Linked DNA regions of Homo sapiens: region 2 is linked to region 1. Evidence: chromatin loops called from intact Hi-C (ENCODE). Cell type or tissue: heart right ventricle. All regions are shown on one strand.

Region 1 (2,500 bases):
TCATGTCTCCTTTCCTATGCTTTTGTGTGTGTATTCCTTCTCCCTGAAATGCCTTTCATTCCTTTCTTGGCTGTTGAAATCCTATTTACCTTTCAGGGCACAATTTTAATAACTCTTCTTCCACAAAACCTTCACCCATTCCCTGGGCATAACAACCCCTCGACACCGCTGGTTTTCCCAGCCCTCAGTTTGGCCCTCTTGTAGCACTTACCTAAATTCCAGGGCATGCACAAAGTGGCTGAAGGATGAGGATTGGGTTTCCTTCAATCTCTGGTTACCCAGAACTGGGACAGTGCTTGGCACATAGCAGGCACTAAATCAATTCCTGTTGAACACACATGCATGCACACATGCACACGCATGCACACGCATACACACACCCCACACAGGGCAGGCACCACCAGGGCAGGTACCAGGTGTCTTTCCAGGACAGACACCCTGACAGTTGTGTATGGGGTGAGGGGGCACGGGAAAAAGGAAAACAAGAAACCAAAAGAAGAGAGGGCACACCTTTCCCTTGACCCTTCCCTCACGCACAGGCATGAGCAGCCACGCCAGGCCTGGAAGCTGTGCCTCTCTCCCCCAGCTCCCCTCTCTGGCAGGCTCCCCATTCATGCCCAGTGGGCGCTCCCGTGCTGGCTGCTGGCGGGGAGAACCAGGAGGGAGGAAGGCTGTGGAGGCGCTCGGCAGAATCAGGACCCAGGAGGACCGCAGCAGAGCGGAAGTGACAGCACAGACCTGTTAATAACTCTGGGCTGGTACTGTGCTACAGGCTGGCCTCCCTCTCCTCCCTCCCACCCCCAAGGCCCCGTGGGGGCTGCAGCTATTGGTCCAGAGGGCTTGTTGGAGTTGTTGGGTGCTCGAGAGGCAGGCCGACTTGGTGGCTGAGGGCGGCGCCTAGGACACAGGTGCAGTCCTGGCGGAGCGTTTGTGGCCCATTCCCTCCAGGGCACCAGGCCTGTGGTCAGTTCCGCTGCCGGCCACCGGGTGGCAGTGCTGGTCAAGCCCTCCAGCCTCCAGAGCCGGTCTTCCCAGGCGGCGTGGATGCTCCCTGACTCACCAGCTCCGCCAGAACGACATTGTTAGGGCTGGAAGGGCTTAGCCAACATAACACGAAGACGCAATTTATGTATGATTTGAGGGTCCGATTGGAAGGGTTTTTTTGTACATCTACACACCTGTGTGACCACGATCAAGGTGCAGGACGTTTCCAGCTCCCCAGAGGCTTCCCGTGTCCCTGCCGATCACTACCTCCCAAAGGCAGCCTTGTCCTGCTTCGAACACCACGGATGGGTTTTGCCTGAACTTCCTATGAATGGCAGCACGCGGTGCTCTTTGGGTCTTCCCTTACATCAGCCTCACGGCTGTGAGGTTTATCCTCGTCGTTGCAGGTAGCAGTAATTTGTTGTCATTGGCACAGTATTCCATGGCGCGCATATGTGGCAGTTTAGGTCCTGCTGATGGTTGTGGGAAGCTGGGCCGGGAGCAGCCTCTGAGACAGAGATCAGGGACAGGGCTGCTTAGGCGGCAGACCCGGGGAAGCATAGGCCTGGACTGGGTGTGGGTGGGACACTGGCCTTGGCCTCCGGGGAATGGGCCCTGCATTCCCGGGGATCTGAGCAGTTCAGCTCCCCCAGCTGAGTGTGAGGTGGACAGCAGTGGACATTCGCTTGTTTCCAGGCTGGGGCTGTTGTGCAGAGCGCTGCTGTGGGCCAGCACACTTGGTTCACGGGGGTGGCATGGCTGGGCCATGAGGCTGGCAGAGGGGTGCCTTGTGCAAAAGCTCCCAACGCTGCCCTGTTTGGCCCCTGCGCGCCCTGGCCGACCGCCCACAGCGCCCGCGGCCCTGATGTTCTGGGGCTGGTTTCTAGGCAGGGCAGCCCCTGCCCTCTGAGATTTTGGCCCGGCGGGGAACGGATGAGGGCTGGCAAGTGTCATAGGTAGGCGTCCCTGGGCCTTAATGGCAGGGCCCACGAGGGACCGGGCTGCCTGACAGTGCCCCAGGTTGGGCTGGGCTCCCGGTCCCGCTGGGCCGCACGCTGGAGTGGGCGCGGGGCAGCAGTGGCTTCCTCGTGTGCCAGGCTCTTCCCGGAGCGCGGGTTGAGTCTTGAGAGATAACCTGCGTGAAGACATGTGTAGTGATGGGGCTCTGGGCAAGAGAGGCCGACTGCAACAGAGGGGTCCCAGTGAGGCTACCACCCACCCTGGGAGACGGGTGTGTGGGAGCTGCGGTATAGTGAGCCTCGGCGCCGCTCACCTCCCTCTGGGGCGCCCCTCCCGGCTTTGGGGGCTCCCGGGCCCTCGGCGCCTCCTGCAGTACTGACCGCCGCCAGCAGGGGCCGCCTCAGTCTCTGCACAGCGGAGACCGCCCCGCGCTTGAGGGCACGGGCCCGCCCCTCTCAGAGCAAAGGTTTGCAGCGGGGCTGGCGGGTGACATCTACTGCGGGGCAGCCTCAACCTGACACTCAGCAGCAAGTTAGGCCTATCTACAAATCTCCTG
Region 2 (2,500 bases), 150 kb after region 1:
ATGCTTCTTGCCACACAAGATGACAAATCCCTCATTCGTCACCATCCTTCTGTAAATGAGGGCTCCAAAAGATACCGCTATAGTTCCTACTAAAAGTGAAAAAACATGTTTGTCTAATTATTTAGTTCCTCTAACGCTTTGGGGGCTCCCCTTATAATCTGTTAGGTCATCCAGCTTTATTCTTTGCCGTGTGTAAAGTGTCTAAGTGGTCAGTGCAGCATGGCAGTTTCAGTTTGGTTTTTCACTCTTTCTACATTTTTAAAAAATAGAGATGGGGTCTCACTATGTTGGTCAGGTTGGTCTTGAACTCCTAGCCTCAAGCAATCCTCCTGCCTCAGCCTCCCAAAGTGCTAGGATTACAGGCGTGTCAGGATTATACCGTGCCCAGCCATTTTTCACTCTTTCCACAAGGTACAAGCTTTCTCCTAAAGGGCTCCAACATGTCAGAAAGGACGCTGGTGCTGCTGTACTGCCCTCTGAAGGTAAGGTAACCAAGAAGTTTCAGAAGAGTGGCCTTGTATTTGTATTGAGCCTACATATAGTTCCCGTTTATATAAGCCATATGGAATAAGCTAAAAAGGCTTTTAAAAGGGGATTTTGTCTTTACATACAGAATTTTAAAAAACAAAAACAGGAGACTACATTTGTGCATTTATTGTGTAATTAAAACCTAATTTAAAAAAATAAAATACACAATAAAAAAATCACATTTCTAGTCTGTATGGCCTAGTGCTGTAACAGAATCTGATACCTAGCATGTTATTAAGTAACAAATGCACTGTGCTGTGAACTCCAGAGGTAGAAGGAAGAAGTTTCAACAGCATCCCCACTCCATTCTGATGGATATTCTTCCATTAGGAAGAGTGGCTCCCATTCCCAATTCTGGTGATGGAGCTGGACAGAGGCTCTGCAGGATTTTTGAACTGTAGTAATTCAATAATTCTTTCAACATACAATGCTATGTCGCAGGCATCCTACCAGTCCCAATTTCACCACTCAACAACTAAATGAATCCACCTATAGTCCAAAATAGTCTATCCATTTTTCAAGGCTGCCCACTTCAAACATCTCCAGTCCCTCCAGGAAAACTCTGTATTTCTTCTATCCCCTCCCCATAATATCACAGGGTCCCTCCTTCAATTTAGCCATGGTTCAATCCACTGTCCTAACACTGGCAAGATAAGGTCTCCTCCCAGCTGGCTCAGCACATCAGGCAGCATGCAGCCGAATGTTTCATTCTCGCATGCGTGAAGTAGGCTGTGTTCTGGGCTTTGACCTCCGACTAGGTCATTAACCACAGTAACTGCCTTATGTAAGCATGCTGGTACTACAGAAGGGTCGGCCAGAGAACACTTGGCTCCAAGTGTTCTTGGGCTGCTGTTGCTGCTGCACAGAGAGGGAGCTCACTCTTAGACATCAAGCACTTTTGCAGACCAGTCCTTACCAATGCATGTGCACAAAGAGCTCCACCTTTTACGCTTGCAGTTGTCAATGTGCTGCCATGCAGAGACCAATAACGTGAGGCATCTACACAACACTGGTATTTATCACTCAGCATTGCCCCACCCCACCTTCATCCAGAGGCCTCCGAAGACCTCTCAGTAGAGTACAGTGGTTTTCAGCCCTGGGTGCAGAACACAATCACCCGGGGATGGTAACGTGATGTCTGGCCCCCTCTACCCACTGAGATGCTCAGGTGGTGTGGACTGGAGCCTGCCATCCAAAGCTCACTATATGTGGCCAGGACTGGTCAAAGGTGCTGGGTGGCAACCAGCTCCACCCCATTAAACTCTCTGAGCCTGTTTCCTCATCTGTAAAATGAGGATAATAGGACCTAATTATAGGGTTGCTGCAATAAAATAATTAATTTTAGATATTATGTAAATTATGTGAAATAACACACATAAGGCACCTGGCGCAGCATCTTGCACAAAGAATAAGGAGCTCAATAAATATCAGATATTGTTATTATCAACTGGTCCCAACCTTGCATTTTATGGATGAGAAAACAAAGACCGCAAAAGGTGATAACATTGCCCCACATCTCAGGGCTAGTAACGGCAAGATCAGATCTACTCCAGATCAAACACTCACTGAATTCCCAGGAAAGGCCAGCGATGTGGCAAGGGGAGGGGATTTAAGGATGGGTAAAATCTGAGACTAGAACTGCAGCCTCCCACGCCTAATGTACTAGGTAGGATAGAGTCTAAGATTTTGTGCTGTTTGGAATAGGGGAGAGAAGTGGAGACATTTGTTCAAAATAACCAGCAGAAAACATCTTCCAGAAACCAAATAAAAGTCATGGAAGCCCTTTGTTATTGTCAGTCCCTCAGATGTCACCTCACTGTTTAAGGAAAGTGATAGCTTTTCTCTGACATTTGAAAATGATGTTTTTAAGAGTTCATCCCATCAACCTATCATTTCTCCCTTCTTAGAAGACAGGATGGCCAGGCGCAGTGGCTCACGCCTGTAATCCCAGCACTTTGGGAGGCCGAGGTGG

The links. Hi-C counts contacts between places; a loop is a spot of excess contacts. Peaks named below come from ENCODE experiments on the same cell type or tissue, not always from the same donor. Only the 100,000 strongest peaks of a DNase experiment are listed, where the experiment ranks them.
Region 2: a loop joins it to region 1, with 7 times the contacts of the local background. A loop is called at or near these places in 27 of 110 quality-filtered maps.

The regions. Positions count from the first base shown.
Region 1 is chr2:96,508,060-96,510,559 of GRCh38, reverse strand. It overlaps a transcript of NEURL3 not described here. Among named protein-coding and RNA genes, the nearest start is that of NEURL3, 4.0 kb to the right of the region's middle. RefSeq lists a silencer at 2,105-2,444. In heart right ventricle, CTCF peaks have their summits at 784 and 987 (motif pointing right); DNase peaks (open chromatin) are centred at 979, 1,629 and 2,329; H3K4me3 peaks cover 528 bases.
Region 2 is chr2:96,355,879-96,358,378 of GRCh38, reverse strand. The region is part of intron 9 of NCAPH (non-SMC condensin I complex subunit H); the gene reads right to left. Among named protein-coding and RNA genes, the nearest start is that of NCAPH, 21 kb to the right of the region's middle. In heart right ventricle, no CTCF peak of the experiment used is centred here; a DNase peak (open chromatin) is centred at 1,269.